4 separate regions of the Homo sapiens genome follow, and all the other regions are linked to region 3. A link is a loop called in an ENCODE intact Hi-C map of the cell type or tissue named here. Cell type or tissue: Caco-2. All regions are shown on one strand. Each heading gives the region's core, and the rest is flanking DNA. Links, peaks and the distances in the headings are about the cores only.

The links. Peaks named below come from ENCODE experiments on the same cell type or tissue, not always from the same donor. Only the 100,000 strongest peaks of a DNase experiment are listed, where the experiment ranks them.
Region 1: a loop joins it to region 3, with 6 times the contacts of the local background. A loop is called at or near these places in 10 of 110 quality-filtered maps.
Region 2: it touches region 3 in a loop (3-fold over the local background); 6 of 110 quality-filtered maps call a loop at or near these places.
Region 4: a loop joins it to region 3, with 3 times the contacts of the local background. A loop is called at or near these places in 31 of 110 quality-filtered maps.

What each region holds. Positions count from the first base shown.
Region 1 is chr10:113,068,880-113,076,831 of GRCh38, forward strand. The region is part of intron 5 of TCF7L2 (transcription factor 7 like 2); the gene reads left to right. Among named protein-coding and RNA genes, the nearest start is that of SNORA87, 28 kb to the left of the region's middle. RefSeq lists enhancers at 5,291-6,060, 7,371-7,952. In Caco-2, for the core only: no CTCF peak of the experiment used is centred there; a DNase peak (open chromatin) is centred at 4,922; H3K4me3 peaks cover 287 bases.
Region 2 is chr10:113,082,601-113,090,552 of GRCh38, forward strand. All of the region lies in intron 5 of TCF7L2 (transcription factor 7 like 2), which reads left to right. Among named protein-coding and RNA genes, the nearest start is that of SNORA87, 41 kb to the left of the region's middle. RefSeq lists an enhancer at 4,087-4,639. In Caco-2, for the core only: no CTCF peak of the experiment used is centred there; a DNase peak (open chromatin) is centred at 4,961.
Region 3 is chr10:113,015,090-113,023,041 of GRCh38, forward strand. The region is part of intron 4 of TCF7L2 (transcription factor 7 like 2); the gene reads left to right. Among named protein-coding and RNA genes, the nearest start is that of SNORA87, 26 kb to the right of the region's middle. RefSeq lists an enhancer at 5,177-5,714. In Caco-2, for the core only: no CTCF peak of the experiment used is centred there; DNase peaks (open chromatin) are centred at 3,782, 4,167, 4,852 and 5,161; H3K4me3 peaks cover 197 bases.
Region 4 is chr10:112,966,127-112,974,078 of GRCh38, forward strand. The region is part of intron 4 of TCF7L2 (transcription factor 7 like 2); the gene reads left to right. Among named protein-coding and RNA genes, the nearest start is that of TCF7L2, 20 kb to the left of the region's middle. In Caco-2, for the core only: no CTCF peak of the experiment used is centred there; a DNase peak (open chromatin) is centred at 3,635.

The sequences.
Region 1 (7,952 bases), core at 1,931-6,930, 54 kb after region 3:
TTACCGTTGGCTCCCAATTCTTTTTTTTTTTTTAATTTCCCAATTAAAACAACAACCACCACCAAGAACAAGAGTTAGGCCCTGCCTACCCTTCTTTGGATGGGGTGTTTGTGCCAAGTAGCATCACCAACTGCTGTTCATCCTTGACATGGGTGTCCTGGGGTCAGGTGTTTCCTCTGGCCCAGTTAGCAGGGAGGAATGTCATATGGTTTAGAAAGGAGGGCCCAGGGCTGGCCGTCTCTTGGAGGGGCCCGGGATGGGGTACGCCCCCTTGGAAGGGGATGGTGGTTGCGGTGGGCGCTGTAAATGTTGTGTCCAGCTCAGAGGGTGCAACAGTGTCTGTAACTCATATTCTTTTTTTTTTTTTTTAGACAGAGTCTCGCTCCTACACCCAGGCTGGAGTGCCGTGGTGCAATCTCAGCTCACTGCAACCTAACCTCCTGGGTTCAAGCAATTCTCCTGCCTCAGCCTCCTGAGTAGCTGAGATTACAGGTGCTCAACCACCACGCCTGGCTAATTTTTGTATTTTTAGTAGAGACAGGGTTTCACCATGTTGGCCAGGCTGGTCTCGAACTCCTGACCTCAAGTGATCCGCCCACCTCTACCTCTCAAAGTGCTGGGATTACAGGCGTGAGCTGCCGTGCCCAGCCAGTATCTATAACTGAAGGCTGTTTATTTCTGCTTGCCTAACCCGTCCAGGAGGATGTGCTGGGGCCATCTGAACAACCATTGACATTCAGACATTATTTAGAAATGGAATTGGGAAGTGTTTAAAAGGCATAGACTAGTCTGGCCTTCTGCCCATTCAGAGACTGTGTATGTAGTCAGTGTACAGTGTATTCATTGAGGGCCCCTCGCTGGATGTTTCAGCCACTCCCTCACAGGTTCTCGTGTCTGCTTGGTACAGTTGAGATCTGCAAGAGCTGATTCATCGGCCTGATTGAGATTCCTTTGTAAAACCAGATATTCAAGAATACTAGTGGCAAGAATGCTTTGGTGAGCGTAAGATAGCGGCTCCCACTGGATCACATGGCTGGTCGGTGTCAGGGAGATCACTGTGGGAGGTAGCAGGAGTCAGTCTTTAAAAAAATTATTGGGCCGGGCATGGTGGCTCACACCTGTAATCTCAGCACTTTGGGAGGCCAAGGCGGGTGGATCATGAGGTCAGGAGATCAAGACCAGCCTGGCCAACATGGTGAAACCCCGTCTCTATTAAAAATACAAAAATCAGCTGAGTGTGGTGGCAAGTGCCTGTAATCCCAGCTACTCGGGAGGCTGAGGCAGGAGAATCCCTTGAACCAGTGAGTCGGAGGTTGCAGTGAGCCGAGATGGTGCCACTGCACTCCAGCCTGGCGACAGAGTGAGACTCCGTCTTAAAAAAAAAAAAATTTATATATATATATATATATATGAATTAATTAATTTAATGTTGCATTAACGAGTGGTATAAGGTTCTTAGCCCTTTGTCTGGTATCTGCTGGGTGTTCAGTATTCATTTCCTCGCTTTCCCTGCATATTTTGAGCTAATAAATGTTTGGGGACACCACTTTCCTGTAGAATCTCATGTAATCCCAAACAGATCCTAGCTGCTTGCTATGGCCCATCTGCGGGACCCGCGTCAAGGCTTTCCCATAAAGGAGAGCCCTGCGGGAATCATCATGTGCCAGGCACTGTGCTAGGCTCTTTAGGTGCATCTTGAAACTTAATCCTCGTGACATTTTGGAGTAGATACTATCATCCCCACAGAAGGTACTGAAGTCTCAAGCACATTAATAGCTTACCTAAATATTGCTAAGGGTCTTCCAGATGATCTTTAGGAAATTTTCAGCCAGGGGAGAGTGAAAGCTCTATTTGCTATAGTTAAAGCAAGGAACCCTCCTTCTTAAAAAATTATACAGTTATTGAGATATAATTCACATACCTTACAATTCATCCATTTAAAGCATGCAATTCAGTGGTTGTAGTAGATTCAGGAGTTGTGCGAGCATCGTCACAGTCAATTTTAGAACATTTTCATCACCTTCCACAAAACCCCCGTGTCTCCTAGTAGCCACTCCCCATTTTCCCTAAGTCCCACAGTCCTAGGCAACAACTAATATATTTTCTGCATCTATGGATTTGCCTATTCTGGACATTTCATATAGATGAAATCATAGGCCCGTGGTCTTTTGTAACTGACTTCTTTCACTTAGCAAATGGAAGGGTTTTTGATGGAATCTTAGCTCAGATGTCGCCCTAGGCTTGGCCTTCTGGAACTCACTGTTCTCTTGCTTCCTTCCACCCTGCCTCCCTACCCGCTTTGCTACAAGAAGACAGAATGTAGAAACCCCCAGTTGACTTTTTGAGTAGAAATGAGCCATGTTCTATTTAGTGGTAGAATGTTTGCTGGGTTAGCCCAGGACTTCAGATGGAGTGCTTCCTCCTTTTTAATACCTTGTGACTGCTGTGTTGGCAAGCAGAGGGTTAAATGCTGCAGGAGGACATGGGAGAGTTTTTGCTTTGAGGGTCCACTGGAGCAAGAGAAGCTTGAGAGTCTGTCTCTGAGATCCCAGAACAGACATGAAGATATGGTACCGATTCCCTTGGTGCTAAAAGGAACTCCAGGGGAATTTCAGGAAACCCCTCCTTTTCTCGTCTTTATTCTCACCCCGTCCCCCCGCCACCTCTCTCCCCAAGTTCACACTCAGGAGGGAGGAATCTTTTACCTTTTCCGTTCTGGGCAGCAGCTGTAGGGAATGTTATCAGTGTTGGGACTGGGCACGGGACCAAGCCTTCCTGGTGCCTGGACTGCAACCAAGCTGAGAGCTGACATGGCAGGGCGAGTTGTGTGTGAGTTGGCTGCCCCTAGGCTCATAGGCCTAGCACAATAGAGACCCTGTCAATGGAGGGACACTATCAGGCAGGTCACTATCAATGTGACAGACACTATCAGGCAGGTCACATTGGTGCAGATCCTTGGAGGACTCCCCCCCACCCCCCATGAGTGGATTCCTCCAGGTCAGGGGCTGGCTGGGACTGTGGATGCTGGAGTAAGTGGAATTGTGGGTGCACTCTGCTTCAGCAGTACTCTCCAAGGAGAATGATTGTTTTAATAAATTACTGTTTTAATAAGGGAGGTGGAAGAGCTTTTTAATCACTTGCTTTTTAAAAATTTTTAATTTTATTTTAATTAATTAATTAGTTTATTTATTTTTTGAGACGGAGTCTTGCTCTGTCGCCCAGGCTGGAGTGCAGTGGCACGATCTCGGCTCACTGCACCTCTGCCTCCTGGATTCACACCATTCTCCTGCCTCAGCCTCCAGAGTAGCTGGGACTACAGGCACCCGCCACCACGCCCGACTAATTTTTTGTATTTTTAGCAGAGACGGGGTTTCACCGTGTTAGCCAGGATGGTGTAGATCTCCTGACCTTGTGATCCTCCCGCCTCAGCCTTCCAAAGGGAGGGATTACTGGCGTGAGTCACCGCGCCTGGCCTTTATTTTTTATTTCTTTTGAGATGGAGTTTTGCTCTGTCACCCAGGCTGGAGTACGGTGGTGGGATCTCGCCTCACTGCAACTTGCGCCTCCCGGGTTCAAGCGATTCTCCAGCCTCAGCCTCCTGAGTAGCTGGGATTACAGGCGTGTGCCACCGCCTCCAGCTAATTTTTGTATTTTTAGTAGAGACCGGGCTTCACCATGTTGGCCAGGCTGGTCTCGAACTCCTGACCTCAGGTGAGCGTCCTGCCTTGGCCTCCCAAAGTGCTGGGATTACAGGCGTGAGCCACTACACCCAGCCAATCAGTTGCTTTTAAACTACTTAAATAAAAAGAGCCAACCCAAAATCTTGTGCATGCTTGGGAAACTGGCAGTGGAATATGAGAAGTTTTTATTTGTGGTGCACACAGGTGACTCGGGCTGTTGTGTATTGGTTCTTGCCTCGATCTGTAGCAAGCAATCTGTTGTTTCTTGCCTGCCTTTTGGGAAGAAATGAAAAAAGAAGCAGCACGAGTCTCCATACATCATGATTGTGATGGCACTGGGCCTGAGACCTTTTCTGCTGTCCAGGTAAAAATGTGAAGACCATGGTTTTGAGGTTTCTTAATAAATTCAGGTGTTAAGTGCCAAGTGATGCTCCCAGCCCCTGAGCTAGAGCAACTATGCTGTTCATGTCCCCAGGAATGGAAGTGGACCCTAGTTAGGTGCTGGTGGCCAGCCATGTGTACCTAGGGCAGGGCCAGGTCGTGTGTGTGTGTGTGTGTGTGTGTGTGTGTGAGAGAGAGAGAGAGAGAGAGACAGAGAGAGAGATAGAGAGAAACATAAAGGTGATCGGCACTCAGACATCCTGTGTGGTCCACCTCACTTCTCAAGCAGGTGTCTTTCCAGTCTACAACTCGTTGACCACAGGTGGAATTCATAAGCTCTGTTCCCTGTCCTGCTTGGGTCCTCCAGAGAAAGAAATGTTGAATTATCATCTTGGTGATGGTCAACTCTGAAAGCCTAAATTTTCATGATCACCAAAGTGTTTGGATTTAAAAGGGTGGCTCACTCCGTAATTCCGGCACTTTGGGAGGCTGAGGCAGAAGGATCACTTGAGCCCAGAAGTTTCAGACTAGGCTGGGCAACAAAGCAAGACCCGGTCTCTACCAAAAAAAAAAAAAAAAAAAAAAAAAAAAAATCAAAAAAATTAGCTGGGGGTGGTGGTGTGCTCCTATAGCTCCAGCTACTCAGGAGGCTGAGGCGGGAGGATCGCTTGAGCCCAGGGGTTTGCGGCTGCAGTGAGCTGTGATTGCACCACTGCACTCCAGCCTGGGCGACTGTGAGACCCCGTCTTTAAGAAAAAAAAAAAAACAAAGGTCACAAGACATTCTTGGCTCCGCCCTGCAGAGCTGCTTCCCGATCTCCTTTTTTATTTGCTTCCCAACCTGCGGGCCTCAGTGTGACTCACCACACCGGACTGCCTGGCCCTGCTGCCTGCCGCCCATCCTTGCGGCCTGGACGACTCCATGTGCGAGTTGCTGGCGCAGCGTCCAGAAAACAGACCACACCCCAGGAATGATGATACGTTATAGCATTTCTCTGCTCTGTAAGAGAGGCACCAGGGTCGTGTGCTGGGTCTGGGGTTTGTCCATTCCACATCCGGTGCTGCTGTTGACTCTGGTGTCGGCCGCTGGTGAGCTGGCTGTAGCTGGTCACCTCTGGGTGGTTTCTGGGGCGGTCGCAGGCTGACTAACACACCAAAGGTCAGCCAGGGTGTTGAAGCTGGCACCTTTCTTCCTGGAGCACAGACGTCATCTTGGATCTTTTAGATACTTGGACTTACTTTATGCAGAACATTCTGGATTTGTGAATTAGATGGACTCTTTATTATTTTGTATTTGGATTATTTCTTTAAAGAGATCAGAGATAAAAATATCATTGTTTTGCCAGTTTGCTACCACCAGCCCACACCCCTCTTCCCGTTGTCCAAAAAGGGGGTGGTTAGAGTTTTCTTGAGTGACTGGGCTATTATGATTAGCAGATTACTAAAGCTGTGTGATTTTAACAAGACGTAAACACATATGGGAACCCCTCCTTCCATATCTTGCTAATGTCAATTAGCAACATATTAATCTTGCTAATGTCAATCCTGTCACTTCATACATTTATAAATATTAGGGACATTTAAAAGAGTTGTCGGACTGTGCGGGACCTTGGCACACTGCTGACGGCTGCACACTCATCACTGCGGGGCTCATCACACATTGACACCAGCACCATATTTTGCTGGGTTTCCTGATCTCGGTTGAGTATTTGGATTTGAATGGGATGGTTTTAATGTTGCTACTGACTACTACAGTGATCCAAATAAACTTTAAAGCTGGGGCCTCCACGCCATAGGCAGATTTTCATACCAGTTGCCTTTACCTCAGTAGTTTTCAGCTGGGGCAATTTTGTTCCCCAGGAGACATCTGGATACAGTGTTGGTTGTAACAGCTGGGCAGGGGGTACTTCTGTCATCATCTCATGGGCACAGGGCAGGGATGCTGCTAGGGCAACCCCTCACCCTCCCAAAGAATTATCAAAAACATCAACAGTGCCAAAGCTGAGAAGCTCAGCTTTAATGTGTTCATTGAGCAACTAAAGAATAGACTCAGATATAGGAAAGTATTTATTTATTTATTTATTTAGAGACAGGGTCTGGCTCTGTTGTCCAGATCATAACTCACTGTAACCTTGATCTCCTGGGCTGAAGCAATCTTCTCACCTTAGTCTCCCAAAGCATGCTGGGATTACAGGTATAAGCCACAGTGCCCAGCCTGAAAAGAATACTTTAAATGGGCGGGGTAATGGTGGCTTATGCCTGTAATCCCAGCACTTTGGGAGGCAGAGGCGGGCAGATCACCTGAGGTCAGGAGTTCGAGACCAGCCTGGCCAACATGGTGAAACCCTATCTCTACTAAAAATACAAAAATTAGCCGGGAGTGGTGATGGGCACCTGTAATCCGAGCTCTCCTGGAGGCTGAGGCAGGAGAATCGCTTGAACCTGGGAGGTGGAGTTTACAGTGAGCTGAGATCGTGCCATTGCACTCCAGCCTGGGCGACAAGAGCGAAACTCTGTGTCCAAAAAAAAAAGAAAAAAGAAAAAAAGAGTATCTTTAAATGAATGGCAACCCAATTTGCAAATGTATTTTTTTTAATGTTGCCAATTACTTTATGTGTTTAAAAAATATCTTTCTGGTTTACTAGGGTATTCTTCAAAAAAAGAGAAAAGATTAAAGCTGCACAGACATGATGATGTAAAAGCTAGTAGCTTCTCAAGCTGTGAAAGGTCTGTGGTGCAGAGAATAGCTCCCTGTGAGCTGAATTTTGTTTGCTGTGGTGCAGCATGGGTTTAGATCCTACCTGGTTAGTGAAAGAGATAATGTGAAGTCATTGCATTTGCATTTGTCAAAATCCTAGTTTTCCACTTACCTAATAGTTTTTTGTTTGTTTGTTTGTTTCATTTTGTTTTTAAAGACAGGATCTTACAGCCGGGGCCTGTAATCCTAGCACTCTGGGAGGCTGAGGCGAGTTGATCACCTGAGGTCAGGAGTTCGAGACACACCTGGCCAACATGGTGAAACCCTGTCTCTACTAAAAATACAAAAATTAGCCAGGCGTGGTGGCACGTGCCTGTAATCCCAGCTACTGGGGAGGCTGAGGCAGGAGAATCACTTAAACCCAGGAGGCGAAGGTTGTAGTGAGCCGAAATCACGCCACTGCACTCCAGCGTAGGCAACAGAGCAAGACTCCATCTCAAAAAAAAAAAAAAAAAAAAAAGACAGGATCTTGCTCTGTCACCCAGGCTGGGATATACTGACTTGATCATAGCTCACTGCAACCTTTAGCTCCTGGACTCAAGCAATCCTCCAGCATCAGCCTCCTGAGCAGCTGGGACTATAGGTGTGAATTACCATGCCTGGCTAACTTTTTTATTTTTTGTAGAGACAGGGTCTTACCCTATTGCCTAGGCTGGTTTCGAACTCCTGGCCTCAAGTGATCCTTTTGCCTTTGCCTCCCAAAGTGCTGGGATTACATGCGTGAAACACCACACCTGAACTAGTCTTTTTGTTGTTGTTGTTAAAGTGAGAGACCCAGACCAAAATCATCTTTCTTCTCCCAAAATGCTAATTATTATTTGTTTTAAGTTATAGCTCCAGATTACCTTGTAGGATTATTCACATTTTCTTTCTAAATGCTGTTCTTGAAAGGAACCATCTATTGACAGTACATCAGAAATTCTATGGTTCCTTTATGACATTTCTGGGGAAGTAAATGAAAGGTGTAAATTAAGAAAAGCAAGTGTTTGCGGTTCCCACTTTAACCTTGTGTTATGTTAAGTGGCTTTGTTGAAGAGGGCTGTCACTGTTCTTGAAAACTTGGGAAAATCCATAGCAAGCTGTGCCATTAGTTGCCTTTGGGAGCACAGGATGTTTGATGTGAAAATTATATGG
Region 2 (7,952 bases), core at 1,937-6,936, 68 kb after region 3:
GTGTGTGTGTGTGTGTGTGCACGTGCACACGCACATGCATGTGGCCTTTTCTCCTTGAATGTGACTTATTTTAATAAATTTACCCTCTTATTATATAATGGCCATGTCCAGAAATCGGGGTGCATCGCTTCTGTACGTAGAGAGTCAAGGTCCTAACAAACCCGCCCCTCTGTGTTCTGCTAGCCATACAGAAGTGGAGTGTGTTGGAGGTGGACACAACCCTTAGAAGTCATCCAGCAGCCAGCATCCTCATATGCTGTGTCAAGCTGAGCCCCAGAAATTCAGAGAGTACAGCTAGTCAGTGGGAGGGTGGCAGTGGCAGTGACACTGAGGCCCCATGCTCTGTCTGTGCGAGGTTAAGGAGGGGTGAGCAGTGCTTTGTAAAGGTATGTGAAAAAGTGGTCTCTTTCTATGCTCATTCTGTTTTGCCTTCTGTTTGGAGCCTTGTCTTTTTCTCAGGTGAGGTCTTTGAGGGCTGAGGTAGACTTCATTTCTGCATGCCTTGAGTGCAGAGATGGTGATTACATTCCAACTCGTGCCAACTTTGAGCAGAGTGGCTGTGTGCTATGGAGGTAGTAAGGGAAGAGGGAGGTGCCATGTGTGACCTGGACACTTGCCATTCGTGACTCTAGGACACTGCCCTCCACATATACTGATAGACACACACACACACACACACACACACACACACACGTGCAAGTGTGGGCCCATACTCACACCTTGCCACTCACACCTTGCCACTCACACATGCTCACATTAAAAAAAAATAATAATGAGAAAAAAGGATTGCATACATCTGCCATGTGAGTGATGATATCCCGGTCTGGGGAGGAACTGGGCTTGTCTTTACGATAAAAATGGTAGCTTATCTGGAGCCCTGATGGCAGTTTCTTTGCCTTTGCAGTAAGTTGACAGTGTATTTCAGATGTAATTAGTTCCCATCAAAGTTACCTCATCTTCAGAGGTGAGAATTATCGATGGTGCATAAAGCTGGATCAGTGTGACCTGTAAAGACCTTACCTGTCTCCAAGGTTACGCGTGTGTACGTGGGGTTGGCTGGTTTGGATGGTTGCTCTTTGTTTTTTGGCATCCTTGTGTGTGAATACATGATAAGAAATATGAGGATGTTACCTTCTCACCAATTTTTAAAAATTGTCAGTTCAGTACTTTGCTTTTTTAGTGGAATGGCCCTTAGCAATATCCTTCTTTTAAATGGATTTCTTATTGTTCCAAAGATGTGGCATTTCCAAAAGAAAATTCTTCCATTTATGCATAGAACCTTGAACTCTAGTCTTTAAAAATCTAGGCTTTAGTTTCAGCTCTTTTTTAGCTGTGTGGTCCTGGACAGGCCCTTTTACATCTAGACTTGGAGATTTAAAGAAAATCATAAAGAATTAAATGAGATGATTTCTAAGACTCATTTCATTTTAAAACTCTGATCTTTCAGAGACGCACAAATCCATTCCCTCTTGCTGTGGAGGAGAAAATACATGAAAATCTGAATCCATATGCATTTGTCAGGGTTCTCCAGAGACATAAAACCAATAGGATGTATGTGTTTATATAGAGAGATTTGTAATAAGGAACTGGCTCACCCAGTCATGGAATTCCATAATCTGCATCATCAAGTGTCATGGTCTGTAGCTGGGAAGCTGGAGACCCAGGAGAGTCCATGGTGCAGCTCTAGTCTGAGTCTAAAGGCTGGAGGACTGGTAGAACTGATGGTGTAATTCCTTTTCAAAGGCCGGTGGGCTGGAGCCCAGAGATGCTGCTTTAGCTCAAGCCCGAAGGCAGTTACTCAGGAGGATGCCGGCTGGTTTGGAGGAAGATCAGCCTTGTATTCTGTTCAGGCCTTCAGCTGATGGGCTGAGGCCTGCTCACATCAAGGAGGACCATCCGCCTTACTCAGTGAATGTTAAACTTATCTAAAAATATCCTCAGAGAAACATCCAGAATAGTGTATAACCAAATATCCGGGCACCTTGTGACTTAGTCAAACTGACACATAAGGCCAGGCATGGTGGCTCACACCTGTAGTAATCCCAGCACTTTGGGAGGCCGAGGTGGGCGGATCACTTGAGACCAGGAGTTGGATACCAGCCTGGCCAACATGGTGAAACCCGGTCTCTACCAAAAAAAATACAAACATTAGCCGGGAGTGGTGTTGTGCACCTGTATTCCCAGCTACTCGGGAGGCTGTCACAAGAATCGCTTGAACCCGGGAGGCGGAGGTTGCAGTGAGCTGAGATTGCACCCCTGCACTCCAGCCTGGGTGACAAAGTGAGACTCTGTCTCAAGCCACCCCCCCCCAAAAAAAAAAAACAAAAAACCCTGACACATAAAATTAATCACCACCAGAGTTTTCTGAGGCAAAGAGGAGTAAAGCTGTTGCCTTTTTCTTCTTGCCTGTGAGGTTGGTTGAGATTCTTCTAACAGCCAACAGGTGTTGGCCAATGTTACTCTGATTGACACCTTTCTTTTTTTTTATTCAGGTTTCCCTCTGTCACCCAGGCTGGAGTGCGGGGGCACAATCATGGCTCACTGCAGCCTTGATCTTCCAGGCTTAACCAAACCTTTCACCTTGGCCTTCTGAGTAGCTACAGGCCTGCACCACCACATCTGGCTATTTTTTTTTTTTTTTTAATTTTTAGTAGAGACGAGGTCTTGCTATGTTGCCCAGTCTAGTCTTGAACTCTTGAGCTCAAGCAGTCCTCCAGCCTTGGCCTCTGACAGTGCTGGGATTATAGGTGTAAGCCACCACACCCAGCCCTGAGTGACATTATTTCATACAAAATTCTCATCTCTGGAGGCCTTTGTATTTTTAGGGGTTTTGTTTTTCAAATGCTTTTTACCTCTTTCTATACTTGTTCATTTTTAAATGTTTCCTGGCAGAGCAATTAGTATTTTCTGGCTTACTAGGTGCTATTCGATTGCATTAGCGTTTGAATATTACCCAGCTAGTTGTGGAGTGGGGCAGTAAGCTCATAAAGAAGCAAGATAATGGAATACACAAATATTACTACGACTTTATGGGTGGCATACCTTGATTCTTGATCCACGTGGCTGTGTTCAGATCTGGTTAGCACACATTGACATCAGGGGCTGAGCCACCAGTGAGAGTCAAACCCAGCAGCCCTGTCAGTCTACCTTCTCTCTTGACTTGATCCAGCCTCATAACTTCACTTTCCGCAGGAGAAACACACCTCTTGAGGTCCTCTGTCACAAATAGGCAGTGTTTCTGGAGAAAGCCAGGAGGCAGATTTTAGTGCTGTTCAGCATCTGTGGTCTCTACTTTCTGGATCTGGTGCATTATGGAGACCATGAAATGACATGAAATAGCTCAGTGCTGCCAGTGGCGGTGACAGGGACACTAGAGGTGAAGGAGGGCCCTTGGGGCAATTCCAGCAGGTGGGTGGTGGCTGAAGGTCCTTGTCTTCTTTCTGCAGAGACTGGCCACCTGCTTCATTCTTTCAAGAAGCACCAAATCCCTACTTCAGTACTTTGCCCACTCGTCATGTCAGGAGCATGAAACTCACGAGGCCTTCATTTACTTTTATCCTGTAACACCTTCAATTTTTCCCACATCCTCCCTTGATTCGTGGATGGACAACTATGGAGGCCAATCTGGCTGAGGTGAGGACTGCTTGAGTCTAAATTCCTCTCTCCTCAAACCCAATTCAAACTGGCCTGAGCAAAATGAATGTATTGATCCATAACTGAAAAGTCCAGAATGATCAGGCATCAGGCATGGTTGCATCCAGGGGCCCATGTATTAGAACCATCTCCTTCCAGTTCTGGGCTCTGCTTGCCTCCCAGTTGGTTTTACTGCACAGAGGCTTATTCAAGTCCAGAGAGATCTTATCTTTCCCTACAAGTCTGTGACCTTGATTCTGAACCTGCATCTATGGGAAGGGCTTGCAGTGTCTGAGTGAGCTTGGACTGTGTAAACTTTCCCACTTCTGAAGCTGGGGGTGGGGTTCACTCCACTAAGCTACATGGCTCTAGAGTCAGGGGGTTGCCCCCTAAGTAACTGGCAGTATTGTTACCAGAAAAATCATGAATGGACACTGAGCAGAAAACTCAGCAGATGTTTATTTCCTGGTCTTTAGGATTTGTTGAAGAGTTTTTTATTTGTTTGTTTTTTAAGAAAGACTCAAAAGGAAAAAAAAAAAAAAACTATAGTTATTTTCTCATGATATAAAAAGATTCTGTAGTTGTATATACATTTGAACTTTTTGTAAGACATCTCCTACCCCCCTAAAATTGGAAGTCATTTATTAAGACTTTGTATTCTGTAAGAGGATTGGAAATGAATAATTAAGAACATTAAAGAGGAAAGCAGGGGGTGGTGGGAAAGTGTGGTCTTGAGGGGGTAATAAACCTCCTACAGGCCACACACACACAAGAAAAAAAAAAGGGCAATAAGTGTAGCCCAGTAACATAAGGTGGGGAATAAGGTTAGGGGTAAGGTTAATTCTACAAGTTCAAAGCCAGTAGCCCCTGATGCGCTGTTGGACGTGAACTATAAATTTGGCTCTGAGGTTCCCAGGCATGGAAGAATATCTAGATCTGTACAGAGAGGTTGTGTGTGTGTTTAACATTTCCATAATGTACAATTTCCTCTAAGAGTAAAGGCCATGAGGAAATGCCCGTGGAAGATAAAGGAGACCATGTGGTCTGTGGCAACCATGGATACATTTCTTTCCCAACGCATTCTCTGAGGCACTTTGGTAACTCTGCCTCTTTGCTCTCAGCATTGTGTTAGAAAATAAAGCCAGCAGACAAGGATTAAACCCTCATGTTGCTGGGTTCCTTCTAGAAACAATTGGAGGGCTAACCAAGTCACCTTTGGTGGAAGGCAGTAAGGTGAGTCATTGCTGTGGCTGGACTGAATAGGATAGCCTTAGCTGTAAAATTGGGCTGATCTTTCAAATGGACTCATGCTTGCCGAATGACTCACGCTCCTGTTTACAAATCAGCTCTGTGAAGAAATGCAGAGTGGGAGGCTCTGCTTGCCAGACGGAGACCTTAGACCTCCAGGGGTGGAGAACGGAGTACTTCCTCTGGTGCTCGGCTTCCCTTCCTGGGGGCAGATCTCTCAGCTTCTGGTTGGTGGCTCTCAAAATCCAGACACAAGGTCAGCTGCAGCCAGCGTGGGCCCTGGAGTAGCTCCAGTTATGGGGCAGCAATGGCCCCCTCTCATTTTGAGAGCTCACTTTGCCTGTGGATGGTTTTAATCCATCTGGATAAACTTGAGGCCCATGGGAATACCATATACTATGGTAACCATGTACACTGCTCTAAAGATGTGGCTGCTGTTGTATAACTTTTTCCTTTATTTTTGTCAATTTCCTATTTTCCAGAGTCTTGCATACCCACTATGTCTACTGTGATAGTGAACGTAAAAACATACAAGATGTTGGTGTTATCCTCAATCTCTTATTCTTAATCCTGAACAAATTACATGAAAAAATCGTTCATGGAGTTTTTCTTCATATAAAACTTTTTACAATGAACATAAAGGGCATAGCTATTTCTTTTTTTTTAAAAAGAAACGTAGAATATTATTTCTTGGTTGTGAAATCGCCCTTCTTGGACCCCAAGTTGTTTTTTACAGCCCTAAATTCTCTTGTTTATAGAGCCTGTTTATAGAGCCATAGACAGGCCAATGGGTCTCTACAGCAGGCACCTGCATGAGTTGACTGGGACCTGAGCTATATTCCCCCTCTGCCATTTACTAGCAGTGTGACCTTGGGCATGCTCCTTACAGTCTCTGAGTCAGTTTCCTCCTCTGTGAAATGGGCATGATACTACCTACCTCATAAGGTAGGGGTGAGGATTAATGGAGTAAGAGGCACACTCCTGTCCAGGGCCCCAGACAGAGTAGGCCGTCAGTAAACTGTAGCAGCTATTGTGATAGGGTTTGAAATTCAAATTAACGCATATTTCTTGAGCACCCAAGGTGTGTGCTGCTGGATCTTTCAAGGGGTCCAGAATTGGTAGTATAGTTGCTTTTCTCAAAAGACTGTCGCCTGGCAGAGGAAAAGGTGTTAAGGTATGAGTGAAGACAGATCAGCCAGACATGGTGCCGCTTGCCTGAGATCTCAACACTTTGGGAGGCCGAGATAGGAGGATTGCCTGAGCCCAGGAGTTCAAGACCAGCCTGAGCAACATAGCAAGATTCTGCCTCCACAAAAAAATAAAATAAAAATAAAAAGATTAGCTGAGTGTGGTGGCGTGCACCTGTAGTCCTAACTGTTTGGGAGGCTGAGACAGGAGGATTGCTTGAGCCCAGGAGTTTAAGTCCAGTCCGGGCAACATAGCAAGACCCCATCTCTTAGAAAAAAAAAAAAAAGATCAGCTCCCCAAACAGCTGAAGTATTAAGTGGAACCATATGTAATTGTATTTTTGTAGGACAGAAATATCAGCAATTTCACATAACTAATAGATTCAGTAAGGTAAGTTGAGAGAGAAAATGCTAGCTAACTGGTTCTTGAGAGGCTCAGAGGAAGGGGAGGCCATGCCCATTAGGAGAATGGTGGGTAGGGGTGGGAATACACAACAGGAAGGCTGCCTGGAGGAGGTTGCATTTCAGATGTTCCTAGAAGGGACCCTGAGCTGGATGGCAGGGAAATAGGAGAGTTCTGATTTGTGCTGGGAACTGTAATCCCTCTATCATGGAGCTTCTATAGAAATGTGGGTTAGGGCAGAAAGGAAGGCTGGGGGCTGTGTGTGCCTTGGTGACGTGTCCCCCTCGCTCCCGAGCCTTACTCTGTTCCCCTTTCTTCCTGGCAGCAGAGCCCCCTCCCTTGCTGCACTCAGGGACATGACTGTCAGCACTTCTACCCCCCCTCAGACTTCACTGTCAGCACTCAAGTCTTCAGGGACATGAAAAGGAGCCACTCCTTACAAAAAGTTGGGGAGCCCTGGTGTATTGAGGTAGGTCTCGGAGCAGAATCACGGTATGAGATGAGCTAGCTCTAAAATGAAGCCGCCCACCCAAAGTTTACCTCTCTCTAGGGCAGGGCCCATCCACTGCGATCCCTGAATTCTTGTTGGGTCACTGTCATTTTGGGTGCCATGATGTCTGGGTGTGCTGACCGCTGATAGGGATATCATAGCCATAAAAACGCCTGTTTACAAGGAGAGGGTGGAGGGTGGTGCTCGCATGACTCCAGGATGCCTGGCTCCCAGTGAAGGCCCTCGTGATCCAGTGCCACACGTAACTTCTGTGAAAATGAGGAGCACAACATTATCCCATTAAACTTGGCCCCAGGAAGTGTCTCTTGGGACTCTTCACAGTTCACAATGGAGGAGAAGTTACCACCTCAACTTTGCCTTCGTTACTAGTAATTTAGAACTTAAAGATTTTCTTTTAAAATTCAGGGTGCTGGAAAATGCCCACTTTGCCTCGACAATACCTACCTGAGGCAGCCGTGAATGGCTTTACTCGCAGATGTTGCTCTCCAAGGACAGGAAGCATTGTTAATTTCCTTTAAATAATTCAATACAGTGTCAATACCCCACACTGCTCAGTGCTTGGGAGTAACAGTTCTCTTCAAATTAATAGTCCTGAAGAAAAAATAACACCTAGAACATGCTTTTATCTTCAGAAAAGCAAAAGTCAATGCAGATGAAAAATTTTCAAGGAACTCTTAGGTTTAAACAGCAAATGATTTAGTACTAGTGTTAGCTTTTAAAAAAAGAAAAGTGAATATTTATGAACCAAATAATAAAGCCTCTGTCTTTAAAAACATTTATTGTATACCTATTGGGTGCTGTGCTATGTGTTACAGCCACAGGGACAGAAAGCAGTGCCTCCAGCAGGCAGAGACCTGGAGTAATACATATGTACATAAGTCTTGCTGTTGGAGAGACAAAATGTGGAATAAGTCATCTTTAAAAGTTTGTTCTGGCGTAGGAAGTGATGAATAGCCACATAAGACAACTA
Region 3 (7,952 bases), core at 1,745-6,744:
GCAGGAGAATCTCCAGAACCTATGAGGTGGAGGTTGCAGTGAGCTGAGATCACACCATTGCACTCCAGCCTGGGCAACAGAACAAGATTCCGTTTCAAGAAAGCAGAAACTCTGAAATTTTTGCCTGTCCAGGCCACATCAATCCCATTCCTCTGCTGTCTCTGCAGGATTCTGTGAGGAATAATTAGTTAATGTTTGCAGAGCACTTTGAAATCCTCAGATGAAAGGCACCGGAGAAGCACAAAGTATTATTATTTATTATTAGCTTGCCCCAGAATGGAGGCGCATGAGGCCCTGGCAGCTCCCTGCCTCGTGCCAGGTGTGATCCTCCTGCTGGGCTTTTCCTGCCTGATGAGCTTTTTTTTTTTTTTTTTTTTTGAGATCAGGTTCAGCTCTGTCGCCCAGGCTGGAGTGCAGTGGCATGAAAACAGTTCACTGCACACAGCTCACTGCACTGCAGCCTCAAACACCTGGGCTCAAGCAATCCCCCTGCCTCAGCCTCCCAGGTAACTGGGACTATATACTACAGGCATGCGCCACCACTCCTGGCTAATTAAAAAAAATTTTTTTTTGTAGAGATGGGGGTCTCACTATGTTGCCCAGGCTGGTCTCAAACTCCTGGGCCTCAAAGATGCCAAAGGTTCACACCTTGGCCTCTCAAAGTGCTGAGATGACAGGCGTGAGCCACTGTGCCTGTGCTCAATTGATTTTCTTTATTAAAGAAACATGGAAGAAAGTGAAGGATGAGAATCAGTAACGTAACGTGTGCTTCAGATTGTGGACAAGTGATGTGAAGGAAACACATTGGTCCCACTGTGGTGACAGAGCAGGGGTTTCCTTACCTGGCAAGGTTGCGGCTGCCATTCCTTGGGGTCTGGGGTTAAGACCATCTGCCTGAGGGTAACGCAGTAATAAATCAGTACTAAAGGGCGTACTAAAGTACTGTATTGCTAGGCTAGGCCATGCTTGGTGTATTTTTTTTTTTTTTTAATTGAGACGGAGTCTTGCTTTGTTGCCCAGGCTGGAGTGCAGTGGTGTGATCTCGGCTCACTACAACCTCTGCTGCCCAGTTTCAAGTGATTCTCCTGCCTTAGCCTCCTGAGTAGCTGGGATTACAGGCACGTGCTACCATGCTTGGCTAGTTTTAAAATATTTTTAGTAGAGATTGGGTTTTGCCGTGTTGTCCAAGCTGGTCTCAAACTCCTGACCTCAAGGGATCAGCCCACCTCGGCCTCCCGAAGTGCTGGGATTACAGGCATGAGCCTGGCTGGTGTATTTGTTTTAAATTTAAAGTTTACTAAATTTAATGATATCTGGGGAATCAGCTTGCTTCCTGGGGATCTGGATGTACTTGAGGTGAGAGGGTGGGGATTCAGAATTATCCTTTCTATCGCAGCATGTTCTGGATTGATTCATGTAGGTCTCAAGTGTGTGTAATATTTCATTTCTTTGTGCAATTTTGGCATGCCGAGGCGGGCACCCTGAAGCTCCGGCAGAGCCTGGAGACAGAGTGGGGAGCTCTCCGCTCTTTCCCTTCCTTCATCCCAGCTGACTTCGACTGGAATTGAATTCATCAGCTGCTGGAGAGTTGTTTTATTTGCCCTGCTGGTGGAGAGGGAGGAAAGGAACATCATGGGGCCAGGCTTTTTTTTTTTAAAGGAAAGATTTGATTTACTTTCCCCCTTAGTAGCATGATGGGCACCTGCACCCGCCAGCTAATCAGAAGCCACTGTCCCCTGAATGCCTCCGCTGCCCACCAGATCCTGACAGCATCCCACGCGGGAGCACTCTCGTGTGCCCCTGGCAGCTTCTGCTGCCTGGCAGTTCTCTAAACTTGCTGGTGTCTCTCTGCCCGGAGGCTCAGAAACCCAGAGGACTGACCACTTCTTGAGGCTCATGTCCAGTTTGCAAAGAGCCCCCAGCAAGCAGAGAAGGGGATTTTTGTACCAGCGATATCTCTTCTCCACTCCTCAACACACTCCTTTCCACTCTGTCTCCTATAAACATGGAACAGCCAGGAATACTCAAATCCTAGCCTGTCATGAAGCCAAAAATTGATAGAGATCTACTGTCCAGAATGATTTCTTATAGTGACCCTGTGTTTAGTTGGTAAGACTTTCTTAAACCATGAGGGATTCTGGTCCCACAGGGCAGTAATATCTGGGGCAGAGCCTGAGACTTTTCTCATTGATTTCCTCTGTGAGCCAGGAGTGACTGCTCTGATGCAGGGTGCTGTGTGGTTGGTAGAAGCTGGCGTTATCCCATTTTACCCACGAGGAAACAAATGACCAGTGGTGGAGCGGGAGCTCAGCATCCCATGTGCCCACTTCCTCCTCGGGTGGACTTTTCACCTGCCCATGCCGTCTTCTTTGCAAACTTTACTGCAGTGACGGAGACATCTTTAAATACAAATTCTTGGGGGAACCCTGTGTTCCTTGGCTGGAGCCTGGCTGGGAAGGAGGAGGGAGCAGAGGGCTCTCTTGGGTGTGGCCTATTGCAGTTGAGCCAGGGAAAGGCTGGTCCACTGGAGACACCCTCTCTGGTCACCGCAGACTTCCTGCCCTCCATCCAGTGTCCTTCTACTTGCAGGATGTGTGCCCAGCAGAGAGAATCTCTGAAGCCATGTCATTATTGGGATAACATTCCTGTCCCAGTCACCTTATTTCTCAGAAAAAGGACAATGGGAAACAAGTTTTTATTGAATCCTATGCTGGGCCTATTAATGGGGTCTCTTACTTTTCATAGCAGCACTGCAAACAGAGTTACGTTTCTATTCATTTTATGGATTAGAAAGCTGAGATCCAGAGCGGGCAGATGTAAACCTGGGGTCTTTAAAATGCATCCTTTTTGCAAACAAATAAACTTAGTGTATTAAAAGGGCTGGAGAGAGCAGAGTAAGGTAACATTTGGGTGGTCAGCATGTAGTTCTGGGTCCCCACAGTGGAGATGGCACAGTGCTGGGTGCTGGGGGAACTATGGTCACTAAGAGACACTGAATAATTTAATGCATGCCCCTGATTCCATCACTGACTGTTGAGGTAACACATACATTTATATTGTCAGTGGTGGTGATGATTACATGAGCTGCGTAAAGCGTTTGACCAGTGCCTGCACATAACATAGTAGGTGCTCAATAAAGATCACCCACTCTTAAGAGGTGGGAGGAGGTGAAGTCATCTTTCTGGGGAGTGTTGCCCTGTTGTTCTCTGCTGCATTCTTTCTGTCCTTTGGGCTCCGAGAATGCTGGGTTGGGCAGTGTGAGTGGTCTTCTCAGGCCTCTGTGACATGTTGCTTTCATGAAAGGTTCCCCTCTAGCCAAAGACTGAGTGGTCCTTGCAGGCTTTCTCCTGAGTCCTTTTTTTTTTTTTTTTTTTTTTTTTAAAGACAGAGACTCTGTTGCCAGATTGGAGTGCAGTGACGCGGTCTCGGCTCACTGCAACCGCTGCCTCCCAGGTTCAAGCAATCTACAAAATGCATCTATAAAATGATGCATCAGCCTCCTGAGTATTTGGGATCACAGGTGCCCACTACCATGCCTGGGTATTTTTTTGTATTTTTAGTAGAGACAGGGTTTCACCCTGTTGACCAGTTTGGTCTCAAACTCCTGACCTCGAGTGATCCGCCTGTCTTGACCTCCCAAAGTGCTGGGATTACAGGCGTGAGCCACTGCACCTGGCCTCTCTCCTGAGTCCTTTTGTTTGTGCCTGCTTTGGGGATTCCCTCTGGCTGGGGTGGACTGCCGGGATCTGTTTGTCCAGTGTACATTTCCTGGTCACCTAGCACCGGCCAGCTGCGGTGCTGGGAGGAACAGGGCCTGGCTCTGGGAGGCAGCTGGGAGAGTCAGGAAGTGAAGAAAGTTCTTGTGGGTGTGATGGTGGAAACCCAAGCAGCGTCCAGAGGGAGCACAAGAGGGAGGGACAAATCTTGGGAGGGTCCCGGGCCAATGGGACCCAGTGTAAGAAATTGCACCTGTCCTGGCAGATAGAGAAGGTGGAAGCAGTGAATGGTAGAGCATCCTCACTCTTCTCTCTGCCAGCAAGCACCTTTGGGGAAGTCCTCACGGACAGGAATGTCGTGTGTCTTGGCTTGAGATGTCAAAGAAACATGTTGGACACACCATGGTGACAGAGCAGGAGTCTCTTAACCCCGGCGTGGTTGAGGCTGCCGTTCTGGTGGGATCTGGGGTCAGTCAGGGGTTAACAGTCGCTCCTGCTTGCCTGATTGACACAGTAATAAAGGCAGTGACACCAAACTAGGTCTCAGGAATGTGTCCTCGTTAGAAAGACTCACTAATGGTTGTGGGGGGGTGGCCCATGAGTCCTTCTGGGTGGTGGCGAGAAGTAGGGGACCCTTTGGGCTTTGCCCTTTTTGGTCATAGGACTTCACTCCACAGACATAATTGAACCGTTGGGTTTCTGCAGCCAAATTCAAATGTCACCAATCTTGGTCACCCCTTTCATCTCTTGGGTCCTCTGTAAGTTATAGCTATCTGATAGTTTACTGAAAAATAAACTGAAAATATGTTTTAAATTGTACTTTCGATTTAAAATAATGTTTAGAGACAAAAAAAAAGGGTCCAATCCACTTGGAGAAAAGCATTGTCAAAGGTGGTTGATTTTTTTCTTTTGCTGTTTTAAAGTGGTAAGTGGATGAGTGTTTTGGATATATTGATTTTTCAGGTGTGCAGGCGGTCACATGAACAGCTGACATTTTTTTTTTTTTCATGTGGACTTCAGCCAGTCTTGACACCTGCCCCTTAACGAAAAGTAAACCATCGCCTTGTTTGACAGTTTAAGTGCAGTGATACGGATGGAGGCAGGTTTACGTTATGTTAAAGGCTTGACAACCCAGAACCCCCCTGTTGGTTTCTTTGTTGTAACCTTTGAGCCGGTGGCCTGCTGAAATGTCACCTTTGCCCTTCTTTAAAAGCAGGAATAATAGGTGGTGAGTGGGTGGATGCCTCTTAAAATACTGGAAAGTGCTGTGGCCCGAGGGTAAGCTTTTTAGAAGTGAGTGTGTGTGTTGTGTTGTTTTAATTAATGAATCTTCTGGGCCTGAAGATAATGAGGTCAGTGAGGGCAGCCATGCTGCCTCACAGCTCACCTTAGGGTCCTTGTTGTCCAGAACGTGCCTGACCTACTGGAGGGGCCTGGGAATGCTTCTTTGATTGACGTGGGTAGGAAGACAGATGTGGCGGCCTCCATGCTGATGGGAGGCAGCTGGGAAGAAGGTCATGGGCACCATCTCAGGAGTGGCAGAGCCACCTCCCCCTCTCCTCACCCCGTGTGTCTGGATTCTTCCAGCTGTGTGGTCCTTCTTCCTGCCTGGAAATGAGCATCCTGCAGAGCTCGGCTCCTGTTCACACCCTCCTCCTAACCCCCTACTCTCCCTCTCCCTTTCATCCAGGGCTGGAGGACCAGATGGGCTTTACCTGATGGAGTGTGCTTTGCTGACATGGTGCAAAGAGCCAATTCCTGGTTGCAAAGAGGCAGCTGGGTGCAGAGGCGGGGTGCATTCCTGTAATAATAATAACTTGTGTTTTTATAATACTTTACAGTCTAAGTACTTTTCAAATACTTGACCTCATTTAGTTCTCACCACAGCCCTCTGAAGGGATATTACTATTACCTTCATTTTATAGATGCGTTAACCAGGGCTTGTTTTGGGAGGTAGAGGGGGTGTGAGGGGGACAGAGGGGAGGGAACCAGTGTTGAATGAATTCTGAGGCCCTGCCAAAGCAGCCAGCTAGCTAGGTGTTGTTTAATGGACTCTTTGCATCTACAGAATGAGGGAGGTGGGATGAGGGGAAATTATTTCACAATAACTGAAGGTCGGAGAGACTAACTCTCTGCTCATTGTCACACAGCAGTTGAGTGCCAGCTGGGATTTGTCACCCAGGTCACCTGACTCCTAAGCCCTGTGATCGTTCTCTTCTGTCTCTAGTATACCCAGCATAATGCCCGGCAAAGTGCTGGCATCAATAAATATTTGTCGAATGTTAAATGAGGCTTAAAGAGAACCATTCATGCTTGGCACAGGGGCACAGTGAGACAAACATGTTTCCTGCCCTCGTAACCTTCGCTTCCAAATTCTGTGACCTTGGGCGGGTTGCCTGAGCTCTTTTCCAGCTCAGTTTCCTGAAAACTCATCCGGAAAATGGGTAAAATATCAGAGTGCATTCTGTATGGTAAGACTGCAAATGTTAGATGATTCTGCTACTTATTATTGTTTTCTTTTTCTCACCACACACCTTCCCTTTTTATGTACACCTCCTAGGAAGTAAGTTTCTGATAACATACTGCATTGTTGGATAACAGCAACAAAAAGCACTTCCTGACATTATTGCCCAAATCACCAAATGAGGCAATTACCAACTTTGGAATAAGAATAGCAACGGTGGTAAGAGCTGACATTTCTTGAGCGCTTGCCATATGCTGGGTGTACTACTATAAGCTGCTGCCTGCAATTATGATTTGGGAACAACTCTGAAAGTAGTTACCTCCCATTTTATAGAAGAGTAAACTGAGGTTCAGAGAGGTTAAGTAACCCCCCCAGGGTCTCTCAGGAAGTAGTTGGTGGCCTGGGATTCAAACACCAGAATTGGTCTGACTTCCCACTCTTTAAACCACACTCAAAACTGAACTCTCCACGTGTGTGTGTTCTGGGCATTTTCGCATCTCCCTTGGCTTGTTGACAGCGTGGACTTTTGCTTTCCCATTCTCATAGAACATGGCCAGTGCAGGAGGAGGAAATCCACACTGGTCTTTGGACTGAACCAGAGGCTGGCGATGGTCCCGAAACAGGGTGCCAAGTGGCTGACCCTTGTTTTTATGCCTTGCGCTGGTAAGCTTGGGGCACCAGGAGTTCTTTGAATTTCTCTTTCTTGACTGTCCACGCCTTCTTTAGGCAATCTTTTAACAGGCTATGTTTTAAATCTTATTGACATCTCTGAAGAAAGAGGAGGAAAAAAAAATCAAGACATGGCCTTAGAGAAGTGACAGGTTTTCTTTGAGATTTTGTTTTCTGTTTTCCTTTTTATTTTGTGCACATTGCAAAACCTCTTTGGGATGATGATTTCGTGTGGTTTCTTGGTAGCCCTTGGGCAGCTGCTGCCAGGTTTCACCCAAATGCATTGTGACCCCCTGTTTCGTGGGACGGCTTTGCCTCCACATGGCTGATTGTGCTCTGTGTGTCCGCTGTGGGCAGAGTGTGATTGTAAGAATCAGAATTCTGCTGGGCTTGCAAGCATTTAAAAAATCTCTATAAGTTTGAGAACTGGTTGGAAGGGAGAGATGCAGCGACTTAGAACACCCGGCCTGCAGCTGAGCTTCCGTGTGCCTGGGAGGAGCCCATATGGAGAAACAGGAAAATTCCACTTCACCAGAAAGCTGGGGAAATGAGTGGGAGTAGGGGCCAGGCTGGTTAACTAGGAAGACTTTTGGTCACTCTGCTTTACTTAGCCTAAAGTGTTCATTTCCCCCTTAAGCGGTGGTTAATACGCGTATCTGCAGATTTACTTTTTGGATGATTTAAAATCTTGCAACATCTCAAGGGATTGTATCCTGATGATACTGATTATATTAATAACAAGATAATAGCTTATAATATAATAGCTAGCAATTACCAAGCACTTACCTTACACCAGGTACAATGCCAGGCATTTGATCCTTACACGAACTCTGAGAGATGGCTGTTTGTATTCCCATTTTACAGATGAGGGAAGCTGTGCTGAGAGAGGTGAGTTCATTTGCCCAAGCTCACCCACTTTGAGATGGTCTGCTTTTATATCCTCTTAGCCCAATTCTTTTGGATGTCAGCACTTGGCATGTATTAGGCACTGGATAAGTGTTTTGTTGAATGAACAAAATGATGGAACTTGGATTTGAACCCAGGTCTGAGCTGGCTTTGAGTCTTCAGAATAGTAGGTCCAATTAGTGGAGTGGGGGCTCAGT
Region 4 (7,952 bases), core at 1,587-6,586, 49 kb before region 3:
ATCACGCCACTGCACTCCAGCCTGGGTGACAAGAGTGAGACTCTGTCTAAAATATATTTATATATATATATATATATATATATATTTTCTTTTCTTGATTACTTCTGCAGTTGTGCCGCCAACCTTCTTATGTGTGTCTTTTGGGGGAAAGTGTGACTCTTGATTTTACCCTTCTCCACTCCTAACTGTTTCCAAGACTGACATGTCTTTAACTTGAGGCTGCAATTGTTCTTTTTGGCATGCTGCCCATTTGTCCCTCCTTCTTCCTTTTGATGGACAGCATAGTAAGTCTTGCTCCCAGAAAGTGCTTTAGGTGCGGGACTTGGTTAGAGAACAAGCCCAAACCCTAACTCCTGGTGCCTGAGTGGATGTACAACTCTTGGTGAACGGGTGGATGTACCATGTCGAGGCCTCCTACATCTCGGGTAGTGCTGGAAAATCTTATTGCCTGGGGTGTGGGAATTGTTGAGGTTGAATAGGATAGTGATCCTTATCTTGGTGTGGAAAGGCTGGCTGGGGCCATGTCACTGGGAGACTAGCCCAGACCAGACCAGCTGTTGTATCTTTACACCCGTTGCTGAAGTGCCCCTTGTTAGGCCGAGCAGTTCGTCTTTCTCCAAACCACCTGGCACGGTGCAGGCCATGTGAAGCTCTTTCTCAGGAGGAAGATGGAGTAAATTACAGAGCTCATTGTTTTGGAGGACTGAAACCATTACTATTCCTCCATGAACAGGTAGTATTGTTCTCTGCTTCTATTTGCTAAGGCTTGATGCCCATGTGGGCAAACAGAGAGACATTTTATTAGAGACCCAGCACCATGCTTTTGCAGTGTTCATTCTCCCTCAGTCTCTGCTAGACCCGCACAAGGCCAAGCTAAATGGCATCTAGCTGTAATTTTAGTTTGATCCTCAAAGGATAAATGGAAAAAGCAAAACCAAAGAAGCAAAGGGAAAAGAAGGGGAAAGCTTAGACGAAATGAAATTGTTCCCAAAGTACATTGGGGAGCTCATAATCTTTTCGCTCTGGATGTGGCATAGAGCAGATATGTTCCTTTCGCTCCATTCTCCAACTTAAGACTAAATGCAGCGTGATTGTCGGGGCAGAATTATTGTCCCTGGAAACTTAAAACTGTTCAACCTTAATAAATACTAGATTTCAATAGAAGCTGAGCTTGTTGCTCTCCTAAGCTACATCCTAAAATAACCCAGAGTACTATGACCCTGTGCATCACATTAGACTCATACGACTCATACTCTTTTCCCTTCCCATCCCTCCTGTAATCTCAGGACTCAGCCAAGCTCACTGTTTATATGAATGGCCTTGGGTGATTCTATAGACACGTCACTTTCTTATAAAAGGTTTGGACACAATAGCAGTTGCTATGTTTAGATCTTTCCTACTTTTGACAGCCTCCTAGCTCCCCTTGGTTTTGAAAAGACAAGAGCAACTCAGATGGCCACGTTCTCCCAAAATGGATAACACAAATGAAACTAGAAAGAAAATTAAAAGTTTTTTTTTTTTTTTTGAGACGGAGTTTCGCTCTTTGTTGCCCAGGCTGGAGTGCAATGGCGCGATCTCGGCTCACCGCAACCTCCGCCTCCCAGGTTCAAGTGATTCTCCTGCCTCAGCCTCCCGAGTAGCTGGGATTACAGGCATGTGCCACCACGCCCGGCTATTTTTGTATTTTTAGTGGAGATGGGGTTTCTCCATGTTGGTCAGGCTGGTCTCGAACTCCCGACCTCAGGTGATCCTCCTGCCTCGGCCTCCCAAAGTGCTGGGATTACAGGCGTGAGCCACCGCTCCTGGCCAAAAATTAAAAGATCTTTTAGAAAAGACATTGTTTTAAAATTCTATTGACTTTTAAAATGTTTTATTGAAGTATAATATACATGTAACATAGTACACAGAACTTTAGTAGAGAGTAGAGAGGTGGATGAAGTTTTCCATATGTGAACGTCCATGAAACCATTACTCAGATCAATATATATAGAATGAGGTTGGGACACCTTTACTGTCAAGGGCCAGACACTAAATGTTTTGGGCTTTTTGAGCCGCTCAGTCTCTGTTGCAACTACATTTGATCCTTGAATGGCACAACATGAGTTTGAACCACATGGATCCACTTAGACATGGATTTTCTTCTGCCTCTGAGACAGCAAGACCAACCCCTTCTCTTCCTTCTCTTCCTCCTCTTCCTCCTCAGCCAACTCATCCCAAAGACGGCAAGGATGAAGACCTTTATGATGATCCACTTCCACTTAATGAATAGTAAATATGTTTTCTTTATGATTTTCCTAATAACATTTTCTTTAGCTTACACTATTGTAAGAATACAGCATATAATATATACATAAATTATATATTAATTGACTGTTTATGTTATCGGTCAGGCTTTCAGTCAACAGTAGGCTATTAGTTAAGTTTTTGGGGAGTCAAAAGGTATACTCGGGTTTTCTTTTTCATTTTTTTTGAAACGGATTCTCATTCTGTCGCCCAGGCTGGAGTGCAGTGGCGTGATCTCGGCTCACTGCAACCTCCGCCTCCCAGGATCAAGCAATTCTCCTACCTCAGCCTCGCTAGTAGCTGGGACTACGGGTACCTGCCACCACGTTCGGCTCATTTTTTTGTATTTTTAGTAGAGATGGGGTTTCACTGTGTTAGCCAGGATGGTCTCAATCTCCTGACCTCGTGATCCGGCCATTTGGCCTCCCAAAGTGCTGGGATTATAGGTGTGAGCCACTGGGCCTGACCTATACTCGGCTTTTCAGCTGTGTGGGGGTTCGGTGTCCCTGGCCTGGGGGTTCAGGGGTCAACTGTACTCAGCGCTTCTATTGTGGTTTGAAAGCAGTCAATGATAAACCCAAAGGAATATATATATATTCCTTGTTGTGTCTCAGTAAAACTTTATTTAGAAAAAAACAGGCAGTGGCTGTATTTGGTCCCAGAGGCTAACTTCTGATAAAGAGCTCCCCAGAAGTCTACCTTGTTTCCCCCTTTTTCCAGTTATTTGGCTTCTTCCTCTCTCCCCTGCCCCCACTGAAAAGTCTGTTAGTTTTATTTATCACTGTGGATTAGTTTTACCTGTTTTTTGACTTCATGTAAATGGAATCTTATAGAATGTACTGTTTCATGTCTGGCCACACTCAGCATATGTCTGTGAGTTTCATCCATGTTATTTTGGGTAGCAATGGTTTGCTCTTTTTCATGGCCAAGTAGTATTCCACTGATGAATATGCTTCAGTGCATGCATCCTTCCTACGTTGTTGGATATTTGGAGTGCTTCCAGTTTTTTTGCGATTATGAATAAAGTTCTAGTAACATTCTCCCACACATCTTTTGGGGAAACATATATTTCCATTTCTGTTTATACACCAAGAGTAGACTTGGAGGGGCATGGGGTAAATGTGTGTTTAGTCTTGCACTGACCTTCTGAGAGAGACTTGAGTGCTGGATTTGAGTATTGTCATTGCAACAGGGCCAGTAGTTGTTAGGTATGTGAGTGATACGTGTAGGGTGAGCAGTAAATTTATCTAGGTGTGATCAGAGGCCAATTGCCCAAGCTCCGGTGCAGGCCCCTTCATGCAGTGATTTGGCCTTTGGCCCCAGCTCCTAGGAACTCCTCCCACTGTCTCCATTAACCTGGGAGGAGGACTAGCAGGCTGAATTCCAGAGGTGGACCCACATTGCAGATGTGTGTAAACAGAGCTGTCTCCCAGGAATGCCCTGCAGGTGATTGTAGATAATGTTTAGGCATCTCTATTGCCTTCATGAAGAAAGCCCTTCCAACACTCCTACTCTCAGCATTATTCCAAACCTATGAGCACTGTTGTGATGAAGGTCGAGACCCACAGAAGATGTTTCCCTTGGTTTTTGGAAGGGCTACTTCTGAGCCAATTAAGCCTTTGTTTTAAGAGCGTTTTGGCCAAAGGTTAATGTTTTAACACCAAGTCAGATGTGATTTAGGAAAAACCTCCACATGCAGCAAAAACAAACTGTGTAAACCTTTCTTGGTTGTTATTCTTTTTAGATTTGAAGTGGTTTGTGTGTGTGTGTGTGTGTGCATGTGCGCGCTTGTGCGTCCACACAAAGACAACTAGGAGAGGATCCAGAAGAAATGGACCATTTTATTTGTTTACACAGCTGAGGAGTGGATACTGTGCAGTGGGGGTTACTTTCCCTCTTGTTCTTATGCTTGCAAGTTCCCATCTGAGCTTTACCAAAGCCTAACCTTCTGCTTGGTCTTAGAACTCCTCCACCATGAATCAGTAAGGCCACCAGGACCCTCCTCCAGGGCCTGGGTGCTTTTTGGAGCCAAGGAGAGAAGAATACTAACTGGAGAGTGTCCTTACCCCATGTTGGCCACTTATTCCTGGATGTGAACTGGATGTTCAGTCTTGTCCGTGTCTTAACATTGTTAAGATTCCTGGGGTGCGTTGACACAGAGTCTATGTCTGTGTCTGAGCAGACCCTTCATACTGTGATGAGCATGGCCAGAAATTAGTACCAGCGGACTGGCCCAGCATTGAAGAATGAGGTGGCAGTGTTTGCAGGGCGCTTGACTTTCTCCCACTTCAGGTTTTTGATGAGGGTCTCTTGTGTTCTGGGCCTTTCCTCTCACCCATCACAAGTTCCCTGGCCTTCTTGTTTTCATGAGGATTTGCTCTCTTGGCTGAGCAGCAGATCCAGGCTAAGTGAAGAACTCCTGGAAACAGGTTCAGCCCTTGGTGCAGTCACTTCCTCACGTTTCCTTTAGAGCTGTAGCAGACTTAGGCTGTGACATTTCATGTCCATTTTCCACAAAGGAATGAAGAATTAGAGAGAGATCATTTCACTAGAGTAGTTTGATAGAACCTGTGGATGGCAGGTAACTTGCTCAAGAGGTTCATTGACTTGCTATGGTGATGAGTTTTAACCTAATTAGCTAATTTAAGTCCATACCTCAGAAGAATGTTCATTCATGAAAAATATTTGCATCTAATGTGTGCCAGGCCACTGGAGAATTCATCAGTGAGCAAAACAGACAAAAATCCCTTGCTCTCACCAAGCTTAAATTCTAGTGATATTTTAATATTAATTTTTAATATTTAAATTCTAGTGATACTGACTTATAAACACCCCGTTCCCAAACTGAGTTAGGTTTCCAGTGTAGTCCAGGAGTTAGATTTTCCTTTTCTTTTATTTTTTTTGAGACAGAGCCTTACTCTGTTGTCCAGGCTGGAGTTTTTCCTCTGCCTTGCTCTGTTGTCCAGGCTGGAGGTTTTTCCTCCGCCTCCCAGGTTTCAAGCGATTCCCGTGCCTCAGCCTTTTGAGTAGCTGGGATTACAGGTGTGCACCACCACACCTGGCTAATTTTTGTATTTTTAGTAAAGACGGGGGTTTCACCATGTTGGCCAGGCTGGTCTTGAACTCCTGACCTCAGATGATCCTCCTGCCTTGGCCTCCCAAAGTGCTGGGATTACAGGTGTGAGCCACCACGCCCGGACAGGAGTTACTTTTTTTTTTTTGAGATGGAATCTTGCTCTGTCACCCAGTCTGGAATGCAGTGGCGTGATGTCGGCTCACTGCAACCTCCGCTTCCCGGGTTCAAGCAATTCTCCCGCCTCAGCCTCCTGAGTAGCTGGGACTACAGGTGTGTGCCACCACACCCAGCTAAGTTTTGTATTTTTAGTAGAGACGAGGTCTCACCATGTTGGCCAGGCTAGTCTCAAACTTCTGACCTCAGGTGATCCATCTGCTTTGGCCTCCCAAAGTGCTGGGATTACAGGTGTGAGCCACTGGGCCTGGCCGTCATTTTTTTCTTTCCTTTTTTTTTGAAGCGGAGTCTCGCTCTATTTCCCAGGCTGGTGTGCAGTGGTGCGATCTCGGCTCACTGCAACCTCTGCCTCCTGAGTTCAAGGGATTCTCCTGCTTTAGCCTCCCGCTGGCCGTCATTTTTAATCAGGGTTGTGATTTTCAACCTATTGAAGTTTGAGAATTGCTGCCTTAGAGTCTTCTGAAACCAATCAATTGATCATTTATTGGCTGTCCCAGTCATTTTCACTAGCCAAATAAAAAGTGAGGGCTGGCTAAGTACTACATTGGGATAATATTTTCTTATTTTGAATGAGAAATTGGACTGCCCTTATGTTCCAGTGAGTTTTTGAGGCCTTTATTTTCCCATTCTTATGTGAAGACAGCCAGATACTTTTGCAAAGCTTGAGAAAAAGCATTTGTTTATGGAAGAGTAGCTTGGACAATAAGGTGCTTAGACTTTGGGGTCAGAGGCAATAACAGTAGTTAGTAATAATAGCTGCTTATGCTTATTGAATTCTCTTGAGGGATCCAGTGTTAAATGCTTTTTGTGAATTATTATTACTATTTTGAGACAGGGTCTCACTCTGTCACCCAGGCTGGAGCACAGTGGTGTGATCATAGCTCACTGCAGCCTCGACCTCCCTGGACTAAGGTGATTCTCCCACCTCAGCCTCTTGAGTAGCTGGGACTACAGGTATGCATCACCACACCTGGCTAATTTTTGCATTTTTAGTGGAGATGGGGCTTCGCCATGTTGCCCAGGCTGGTCTCTAACTCCTGAGCTCAAGCTCTCCGCCTGCCTTAGCCTCCCAAAGTGCTGGGATTACAGGCGTGATCCACCGCGCCCAGCATATGTGAATTCTTTATTGATTCTTCATAACAACACAGAGGGAAATTTGAAAGGTGTAGTTACTGGTATTATCACCATTATCCTCATTTTGTAAATGAGGAAACAGATACCTGAGATATTTTGCCCAAGGCCAATTAGGATTCAAACCCAGACAGTGTGACTAGAGAGAGATTGTCCTACATAGGCTTATGGTAACTATTGCCTGCTCAAAGTAATGCTCACAGTGGTCTAGGGGTTCCCTTACAGCAGTGGCTACCAACCAGCCTTCTGGGCAACACACATAGAAATCACGTGGGACCTGGTAAAAAGTACAGAATCCTGGGTTCTACTCCTTGGAGATTCTCATTTAGGGATTAGGTCAGTGTTTCACAAGCTCAAGTATCACCTGGAGGGCACCCGGAGAGCAGACTGGGAATCCACCCCCAGGGTGTCAGGTTCTGTAAGCTTGGAACGGGTCCTGACATTTGCAAGCTTTTAATTAATGCTGTGTTCCTTCTCTGGGGATAGCTCTTGGAGAACCACCGGACTAGGGCAAGGGTTCCCAGCTTGGACTGTTAGGTTATACTCACTCAGGAAGCATTTCAAACAATATTCAGCCCAGGCCCTGCCCTAGACCAACCGAGTCAGCATCTCTGGGGGTTGTGGCCTGTGCATCCCTGGGTTGCAAAAGCTTCCCAGCTTTTAGTGAGCAGGCCAGGTTGAGGCATCTGGTCTAGGGGATCCTGGAATCTGCTACCACTTCCCCACACTGGATGATTCTAATGCACACAGTCACACTAGAGAACAACTATTGTAAGCCTTTTTTATTGTTTAATTTTAATTTTATTTATTTATTTTTGAGATGGAGTCTCACTCTGTTACCCAGGCTGGAGTACAGTGGTGCCATCTCGGCTCACTGCAACCTCTGCCTCCTGGGTTCAAGCTGTTCGCCTGCCTCAGCCTCCCAAGTATCTGAGATTACAGGTTCTTGCCACCACGCCCTGGCTAATTTTTGTATTTTTGGTAGATACGGCGTTTCACCATGTTGGCCAGGCTGGTCTTGAACCCTCACCTCAAGTAATCTGCCCGCCTTGGCCTCCCAAAGTACTGGGATTATAGGTGGGGGCCACTGCACCCTGCCAATTTTTAATTGTTTTGTAGAGACGGGTCTCACCTTGTTGCCCAGGCTGATACAGTCCATTTTAATAGGCAAGGAAACAGGTGCATGGAGGTGAATGGGTTGGTCCCAGTTCTTACCACTTGGTGGACACGGGACAAGACAAGAATCCAGGAGTCCAGTGCAGCTATCTTTCAACACGGCTTTCTTTCT